Regions from separate parts of the Homo sapiens genome. Here region 2 is linked to region 1. A link is a loop called in an ENCODE intact Hi-C map of the cell type or tissue named here. Cell type or tissue: mammary epithelial cell. All regions are shown on one strand.

Region 1 (5,000 bases):
ATGTGGAATTTGCTTCAGAAGGTATAGAGCACAATGGTTAATGTGTTATCTTTTCAGAAACATAGAACTAAGTTGATGGGAAAGAGGGGACAATTTTACTCTGTAATCACTAAAGTGGTTTGGAGACTTTCCCAAAGATATTGGCAGGATGGCTTTATAACATAAACCATGACTTGGAGAGGATAAAATTAATCAGTAATCTTCACTGAAGTATAAAGTGTGAATGAGGCGGGAAACGTCATGGGAAAGGAGATCTTTTCTTATGGACTGGGGGACTTTCTCAGATGGTTCTCTCAGCACTGTCCTCTCCTGGGTGGCATTGTCACATGCATTTATTTATTATGGGGTTATGAGTTAATGACCCACCTCCATTGCCGCTGCTAGAGCAAAATGTTAGTTTGAGATCAAAACTCTCCATCAAACATAGTTGAATTCCAAATCGCTGAACTGCCCTTCACTAGAAGGGAAAGTGATATGACCTGTTCTGCCTTTCTCCAGGCACCTATAAAGCCAATAATTCTCCATTCATGTGAAGCTCCTCTTGTCTTTATTGCCTTCACCACTTTTTTCCACTCTTTATTATAGTTCCTTTGTCCGTCCTTGTGTCGTGGTTTTACACGCGTGGCTCAGCCTGAGCTTCAGGCTTTGTTCTCTCTGCTTTTTTATGGCCTTTTTGATGAGTCGCTGGGTAGTTCCAACCCACTCTATTGTCATTTGATCACATACTGTCTCATTGACCTAGAATTTTAGAAGGAAACGCAGTCTAGATTAGTATCTCTTTGAATTGTTCAGCCTTTAAAAAAAATCCAATCAAAATGATATAATTTTGTAGTTAGTAAAGAATCCGGGGCCGGGTGCAGTCTCTCACGCCTGTAATTCCAGCACTTTGGGAGGCCAAGGTGGGCGGATCACCTGAGGTCAGGAGTCCGAGACCAGCCTGGCTAACATGGTGAAACCCTGTTTCTACTAAAAATACAAAAAATTATCCAGACGTGGTGGCATGTACCTGTAATCCCGTCTACGTAGGAGTCTGAGGCAGGAGAATTGCTTGAACCCGGGAGACGGAGGTTACATTGAGCCGAGATGGCGCCATTGCACTCCAGCTTGGGCAACAAGAGCGAAACTCTGTCTCAAAAAAAAAAAAAAATCCAGAATGACTACAGTGTTAAGCTACGGTGGCTCACACCCAACATGGTGAAACCCCGTCTCTACTAAAAATACAAAAATTAGCTGGACGTGCTAGTGCACGCCTGTAATCCCAGCTACTGGGGAGCCTGAGGCAGGAGAATGGCTTGAACCCAGGAGGTGGAGGTTGCAGTGAGCCAAGATCACGCCATAGCACTCCAGCCTGGGTGACAGAGCAAGACTCCGTCTCAAAAAAAAAAAAAAAAAAAAGTTAAGCTTAAACCCTTAGGGTGGACTTACTTTAATGAGCAGAAAATGTGTGAGTTGTTCAAGAGTGTTCTTCTAAAGCACTTGCAAAAATAGCTTTGGGTATGCTCATTCATTCATTCATTCTTCTACAAGTATTTATTGTGGTCCAACTGTGTGTTTAGCATTGGGCAATAATAATGGCTAATATTTAACACGTAACATGCTCACTATTTGCAAGACACTAAGCATTTCACCTCATGTAATTCTAAGAGTTAGGTGCTGCAATTATTCTCATTTTGTAAACAAGGAAACAGATGAAGAGTTTAGGTAACTTGCCCAGGACCACTTACATGCCAAGTGGCAAAAGTGGGATTCTGTGGTCTGGTTCTAGGATTCATGGTCTTTATCACTGTGCTATGCATGATTTCTTTCTTTATTGAACTTGTCATCTAGTCAGATCTGACCCGTGCAGTTTTGTTTTCAGGACTCTCAAAGCAAACTTTTCTTTCATGGCAAAAACAAATCTATTCTAGCTCCATCTGCATTACCACAGAATCCAGATTAGTAGATTTCAAAAGAAGGAGGTTTAACCATAGCTACTATACCTCCGCCCTGAATATGTGACTTGCATGTCAACAAGGTCTTCCATATTGACTGACATTTACATGTGATATTTGGTTATCGAGTTTAACTAAGGAATCATCTCGCATGCTTAACTATCTGCTGGCGAAATTTTTGATGCTGTGGAATGTGTCAGCGCCAGTGGAGTATTATAAGTTAATTACTTGTGTGCACAGCAGGCAACACTGATACAGGTGGCCTCTAGCAATGTGGAGATGAGACATTACTTGAGACACCTGAGATGTGGCTGTGAGTGAGTTATCCTGATGAGTGGGGAATGGGGAATGTCAAGAAGGCCAAGTATGGCTCTGTCCTGATGGAATGTTCATTCAGATGGAATGTTGATAGGTTGTGAACCATACCATTGTTTTACAATGGGGTGTGCTGATGTGAGGTTGCCTTCTGGTGGCCCAGGTAGAACTATGTGATAGGGATTCAGGATTTATAATTCCTCTTCAATAACATGCAAAACATGTAAAGATGACTAGGACCCACTGACTTAGTTTTCATTCATTCGTGTTTTTTTTTTCTCACTTTCCTTATTCAAGAATGATTTGCTGGGTGTTTATTATATGCCAGTACTTTTTGCTACACTCTGTGGGAACAATGGGAAGCCAAATAGACAGGTGGCTCTAGAATTTCTATATAAGATTCTGCCACTGCAGAGTGGGTAGAAGCGGATCTAGTTGGATTTGTCTTGAATCAACACTGGCATAGCAAGCACTTTGTTTCTGCTTAGCTTGTACATTTATTAAGGCCACTTTGTTTTTGCTTAGCTTGTATGTTTATTAAGGCCACTTTGGCCGAAGTTTTCTCCTAGCCATTTCTGCCATAAAACTTAAAGTTGGGCTTGTGAGAAGCAGGACTTGTCACAAACAGCATTGGCTTAATTTCTTTCTAGTGGATCAGTGAAACTCAGATTGGTGCTCCCAGAGAAAACCTGGTTTTCTGAAGTGTATGACAAAGTAAACTAATCTGGAATGGTGGGCTCAAGGAAAACTTCTTGAATAAGTGACACTTCTGCTCAAGTTTGAAAATGGAATACAAAGTCTAGGCCTGACCTGGACCATTATGAGATCACACATAGGGCCTATTGCAGTTATCACAGGCCTTATCTTTGTCCGCACATCTGGTTGGGAGATGGGTCTGTCAGTGGGGGCCTCTGATTGTGATTTGATCTCTTGCATTGAACTATAAAGGCTTTTTTAACAAACTAGGCAGAGTCGAATGTTAAAAACCTCCATTAGAAACATTTTATTATTACTCATTTTATCAGCAAGACCTTCAGTTCATCTCACCTTTTTCAACTCCTTAATCTCCATTCTACTTGTCAGAAGTAGTAAGAAATATTAACCCACCATAGGAATGGTCTCACGCCTCATTTCAAATGTTAGTAATGCATCAAAACCCTAAGACTTATATTAACTGCATTTTAGATGTCTAAATTCATTCCCTTACTGGGAAGGAAAGGTATATAGTTAAAAGCAGAAAAGGGCTAATGGCATAATAATTTATAATCATGGTGTTCTGATTAGAAATGAGTGACATTCTTCCAAATTTAGTGCATGTAACTGCCACTGAACACTGATTATAAATTTGGCTAATTTGAACAAAGGCTTTCCTTGTTGGTTAAGACAGCTGTGTCTATCTTTACTATTGTTGCAGTAAAACATTTTAAGTGGAATTTCTGGGTCAAAGTGAATGGATGTTTTTAAAGATGTATATATAAACAAAAGCTTGTGTGTGCGTTTGTGAATATGTATTTGTGTATACACAACTGACTTCTAGATTTTCTCTAGTAAACATGTAAAATAAGTATTTTTAATAATAATAATAGTATGTGAGTAAGTTTAGATACAAAATTTTGGTCCTCTGGCGGGGAGATAAAGGAGGGGAATATGGATGTTAAAATATATCAAGCACGTCTTATTGGAAGTTGAGAAAGAAGAGAGAAATTCCTTACAGTGACATGTTACTCTTCCATGAAATAATGCTTCTGACATTAAGCTAAATGGATGATGTCATTTTGGCCATAAACAAGTACTAAATTTGGCTAATACAATGGTCTGAACCATTAAATGTAAAGATTTTTATTTTGTCAAGTGTGGTGTGATGGTTTATGCAATCATGGATATATGATTTCATATTCTGCTTTTTTTTGCTTTTTTCATCATCCTTTCACTTACTAAATGGCTTCTATTTCAGAGCTATGTCATATTCCATCAGTGAGTATAGACTTGCATTGTTGGACAGGCAGTTTGTTCATCCCTTTTTGACGCTAAGAATATGGATATGAAGCCCATCTGTGCATAACTGTTCCTTTGCTGAGTTGGATTTTCTTAGGTTCTTAGATTCCCACATGTAGACTCATTGGGCTTAAGTGTGAAAATTGATAAAGTTTTAATATATATTGTGAGAATTCTTCCCCAAAATATTTGTGGTAAATTTTAGTGCCTTTGGCATTATCTGAGAGTGCTTCTGCCATTGTATCCTTGCCACTGGTAGCTTTTTATAGATCTATTTGATATAGATTTCAAACTAAAATTCCAGGTAAAATTAAGGTGCTACCATTTGGGGGTTGACTTTGGCCTATTCATTTAAGCCCTCTCAACTTTACTTTCTTCATCTGTTAAATGTTGGATGGAGGAGGGGAGGGAATGATATATGAGGATGATCTTGATGATATCACTGTATCGATGGTGATACTTCATGGGACTGTGGAAAGAAAATCTGTGCTATGGCAGTTGGTCAACTTTAAAGAACATTTGTAGGGTAATGATTCTCATAGCTCACCTTTATTTAAACCTGTAAGTTCTTTGAGACATGGTGTTGTCTGTACTCTGTACATTTTACTGAACAGATGATGTCACGTATAATTAAAACTAAGAGCACAAACTTGAGTCTCAGATTCACCAGAATTTGTACTCCTACTCCATGTGAGTTAAGTCCTGCATGTATCAGTTTATACATCCTTATTATGGGAATGTAGTACTATATTTGACACA
Region 2 (5,000 bases), 71 kb before region 1:
CTAAAGAGTAGATACAATACAGCATAAGAATCAAACTCGATTCAAAACCTTCATTCCCAGTTTCTAATGCAGGGATGTAACAGATGTTCTTACATTTAGACTGTTATCTTGATGGGTGGCACGTCATTATCGTCGACTGCTGATGAGGTGCAGATGAATGCTGCTGGGAGCCATGTGTGATAGTGGAGGAAGTTCTAATTGGAGTGCTCTCAGTACAGAAAATTTAAGAATTTATCAATGTTTTAGGAGATAGCATATTTTGGGAAAGTCAGTGTGTCTGCAAGCTGCTGAAAGATGTTCTTGTAGACTTGTTGAAGAATTATGAACTGCAGGATGCCAGTTTTTGAAATCCCAATTCCTTTGGTAATAAGTATAAAAATAGCCACTATAAATTGAGCCCCAGGTACTGTTAAACTAACTTAATTCTCATAAGAACCCCATAAGGTAGTCAATGTCAATATCTCTTTTTAGCATTTTGGGCAAAGTAGATCCAGAGTGATTACCCAGAGTGATTGATTATTGACTGTAGGTGGAAGAGCCCATTATCTACCGTTAGCTTTGGTAGTCTTAACCGCTATGGCGCAGCTGCCTCTGCAGTTTGGATGGCTCATACAAAAATCCACTTGAGGACTGGGTGATACTTTTTTTGGTAAGACAGGTTTTCTTTCATCTAATGAGGTATGTTTTGGAGTCTTTATGTGAAACATTTTCTTCTAAACCATGATTATTAAGGGCAGGAGCTACGTCTGTGTGTTCACCATTTTATCATCAGGCTTTCAGTGGTGTATAATAAATATTTGTTGATTGGACTTGGATTCTTGAGCGGGGGCATCCAGTTGGTATGGTTAGGGAACTTTTAAGAGAAACATTTCGTTTATGCAAACAACTCTTAAAGGATGTATCTTTCAAACATTTCTTTGGTGCTGGTCAGGTCACTTACTACTGGGCTAATAGGAGTGGTGGTTTCCTCCTTGTTAAAGTTGTCTGTTACCTGAGAGTATTTGGGACTGATAGAGAAGCTGGTGGTGGGGGTGTTATTTGCAGAGAAAGCAGCTGGCACTAAGTTTACAGGCTAATTAGAAATGGTCACGCCTCTAATCCCAGCACTGTGAGAGGCTGAGGTGGGCAGATCACTTGAGGTCAGGAGTTCAAGACCAGTCTGGTCAACATGGCAAAACCCCGTCTCTACTAAAAATGCAAAAATCAGCTGGGTGTAGTGGTGCGTGCCTGTAATCCCAGCTACTGGGAGCTGAGGCGAAAGAATTGCTTGAACCTGGAAGGTGGAGGCTGCAGTGAGCCAAGATTGTGCCACTTCACTCCAGCCCGGGCAACAGAGCAAGACTCTGTGTCAAAAAAAAAAAAAAAAAAAAAAAAAAAAAAAAAGGTCAGCTTTTATCTTATCTGGTGCTGGAGGAGTTGGAAACTATTTAAAAGAGTAACCAAATTTAATCTGAAAAAGATGGTTTACTCTGTTGGCAGCTGAGAAATAAAAAGACTGGAGTAAAAATTGGAAAGAGTTCATTAGTAATAACAAAACATTTATTTTTGGGATCCATGCTATGGTTTTTGACAGTCATCTCTTATTTATTTTCATTTTTCTAACAGCTCTTAGGGTGAAGAACAGTCATTAATTCCCCTTTACAGATAATAGAGACTTACTAAAGGTAATCGCCTAACTTAATGTCACCCAGATATTAGATATTAAGTGTCAAAACTGTGATTTCAACTTGGGCTTTATGGCTCCAGCAATGAGGCTCTTAAAACATGGTCACAAAGAAAACCTTCTTCCTTGGGATGAATCAGATTTGAGAAGATCAAGGGAGTAACAGCTACCTTTGCCCTTGGAGATCAGATCCACTTAGTAGCTCTAAGTTATTAATCTTGCTTTTATTTTTTTTTTTAATTGTATGTTAGCGATCCTTTTGTTAAATGCAATGCTAGCATCCCTCTCTGTCAGGAGTTTGAATCTCAGCACCATTGATATTTGGGGCCCCATAAGTCTTTGTTGTAGGAGGGTATCTTGTACATTGTGGAATGGTTAGCAGTATCTCTGGGCCCTCTGCCCCCATAGCTGTGACAACCAGTGTCTCCAGATGGACGTCGTTAAACATCCCCTAGGGGCAGAATGGATCCCTGATGAGAATCACTCCTCAGCAGGAAGAAGACAGCAGTAAATTATAAACAGGTAAGTGTTCTAACAGGGCTTCTGAAACTCATGCGTATGAGTCACTTCATAGCTTGTCACAGTGGTTTTTTCAAGCATTACTCTGACTTAGTTGGTCTGGCTGGGAGCCAAGGGATCTGGAAAGTGATTGATGCAGGGTGTTTCTTGGACCGTACTTTTAGGGGAAGTAGCCACAAAGAGCTGAACCTCACACCCTTTCATGTAAACTTCCTGCTTAGCAACAGAATAGAGTACCTTCATGGTTATTAAAATGCTTTTCTCCTTGTCTTTTTATTTTTTCTTAGATCTGCTGGCCTATCTTGCTAGTGATTAAGTTTACAGTTCAGCTAATCATTTGCTCCAGGTTTCCGAGCTTGTAAAATCGCATGCTGTGCATATAAATGTATAGGATTTTGACCTTAGAAACTGAGGAGCAATTATCCACATGTCTTAAGACAGAGTAGGCCACCTTTTGACTTTGAAAGTATCACCAGGAGGGCATTTTATTTTTGAAAGTCAAGTTTTGTGTTTCGAAATATGTTTGTTGGGCTTCTTGGTAGCAGTTTAAGTTTTATTGTGATTAGGGGCTGAAACAAGTGATAAAAAATGAAGTTTCCTATTTAGTGATGTGATGTCACCTGTTGCTGCAGATGAGAGTTGGTTCTCTTTAAAAATTTGAAAGTGATACCATTTATATTTCAGGATTCTCACCATGTAATTTCTCTCTTCTGGCTATCAACCTGCACTTTTTAAATTTAAATTTTTATTCAGATTGTAGGTTCACATACAGTTGTAAAAAATAATACAGAGATATCACTTATATACTTTGCCTAGTTTCCCCAAAGGTAGCATTCTGGTAAAACTATGGTATATCACAGGATATTGATATGGATATAGTCCACTGATCTTCTTCAGATTTCCTGATTTTAATTTATACTTATTATGTGCATTATGTAGGTGTGTGCATGTGTGTATAAATTCTATATAATTTTGTCATTTGCGTAGGTTCATGTATCCACTATCCCAGTCAAGATACTGAACAGTTCCAATACCATAAGGATCCCTCATGTTTCCCTTTTATAACCACGCCTACCTCCTCCCTCCTCCCATCTCTAACTCCTAGAAACCTCTAATCTGTCTTCATTTCTAAAGCTTTTGTCACTTCAAAAATGTTACATAAGTGGAATCATACAATATTTAATCTTTGCAGATTGCTTTTCTTTCACTTGGAATAATTCTCGGGAACTCATCCATTTTGTGTATATCAGTGTTTGTTCTGTTTTATTGTTGAGTAATATGCCAAGGTGTAGATGTGCCACAGTTTAACCTTTCACTTATTGAAGGATATCTGGACTGATTCCAGTTTTTGGCTATTACAGATAAAGCTGCTGGGAACATGTGTGTACAGGTTTTTCTATGAACCTACATTTTCTATTTCTCTGGAATTAATAACCAAGAGTCCAATTGCTGGGTTGTGTGGTAGTTACGTATGCAGTTTTATGAGAAATTGGCAAATGGTTTTCCAGAGTGGCTGTACCATTTTGCATTCCTGTAGCAACATATCTCTGCAGCCTTGGCAATTTTTGACATTACAATTTGATATTGATATTGATACTGATTTTTAATTTTTTACTTTAGCCTTTTGGATCACCAATGTAGTGATATCTCATTGTAGTTTGAATCTGCATTTACCTAATGGGTAATGATGTTGAACAACTTTTCCCATGCTTATTTGCTATCTGTATGTCGTCTTTGGTGAACTATTCGTGTCTTCTGCCGATTCTCTTTTCTAATTGTATTTTTTTCCTTCTTACTATTAAATTTTGAGAGGTTTTTTTTTTAATATATTCTGAATACTAGTCCTTTGTTGAATTTGTGGTGTGCAAGTATTTTTCCCAGTCTGTAACTTGTGTGTTTATCCTGTGTTATTTTGTCTTTATGAGCTTTCTTGGCAGAAAAGTTTTTAGTTTTTATTAGGCTCAGTTTATCAAATTTTCCTTTTATAGATCATGCTCTTAGTGTTCAGGTCTAAGAACACTAAGAATGTAGGGCTTAGCCCTACGTTACCAAGATTCTCTCCTATGTTTTTCTGAAAATTTTATAGTTTTACAATTGAAATTTAAATAGATGATCCATTTTGAGTTAATGTTTGTATGAGGTGTGAGGTTTAGGCTGATCTTCTCTTTTTTTTTGCCTAAGGTTTTCCAGTTACTTTGGCACCATCTGTTGAAAAGGGTATTCTTCCATTAATTTTATATCTTCATCAAAAATGAGTTGAGCATATTTGTTTGAGTCTATTTCTGGGTTCTCTCTTCTGTTCCATTGATTGATGTCCCTATCTCTCCACCAATATCACACTGTCGTGATTACTATAGCTGTACAGTAAGTCAATATCAGGTAGAAAGATTCTTCTCTCTCGATTGTTCTGTCAAGATTTTTGTAGCCATTCTAGGGCCTGTGCTATTCTATAGAAGTTTTATAGTCTTGTGGATGTCTGCAAAAACTTTCCTGGGATTTTAATAGGAATTGTATTAATAGTATAGATCAGTTTGGGGAGAACTGGCATTTTTACTACTTTGAGTCTAGGAACACACTGTATCTCTCCATTTATTTAGGTTTTTGATTTGTTTTCAATATCACATTGTAATTTTTAGCATACAGATACTGTACATGTTTTGTGTATACCTACATATTTTCTCTAGAGTACAGTTATAAATGGTATTTTTGTTCCATTTATTCCTTTTTTAGTATATAGAAATGTGATGGACTTTTCAGGTTGATCTTTTATTCTGTAACCTTACTGAACTCACTAGTTTTAGGAGGTTTTTTTTCATGG

Evidence for each region. Hi-C counts contacts between places; a loop is a spot of excess contacts. Peaks named below come from ENCODE experiments on the same cell type or tissue, not always from the same donor. Only the 100,000 strongest peaks of a DNase experiment are listed, where the experiment ranks them.
Region 2: it touches region 1 in a loop (2.0-fold over the local background); 3 of 110 quality-filtered maps call a loop at or near these places.

Annotation. Positions count from the first base shown.
Region 1 is chr3:61,964,113-61,969,112 of GRCh38, forward strand. All of the region lies in intron 2 of PTPRG (protein tyrosine phosphatase receptor type G), which reads left to right. Among named protein-coding and RNA genes, the nearest start is that of PTPRG-AS1, 350 kb to the right of the region's middle. In mammary epithelial cell, no CTCF peak of the experiment used is centred here; a DNase peak (open chromatin) is centred at 2,279.
Region 2 is chr3:61,892,952-61,897,951 of GRCh38, forward strand. All of the region lies in intron 2 of PTPRG (protein tyrosine phosphatase receptor type G), which reads left to right. Among named protein-coding and RNA genes, the nearest start is that of PTPRG, 330 kb to the left of the region's middle. In mammary epithelial cell, no CTCF peak of the experiment used is centred here; a DNase peak (open chromatin) is centred at 2,280.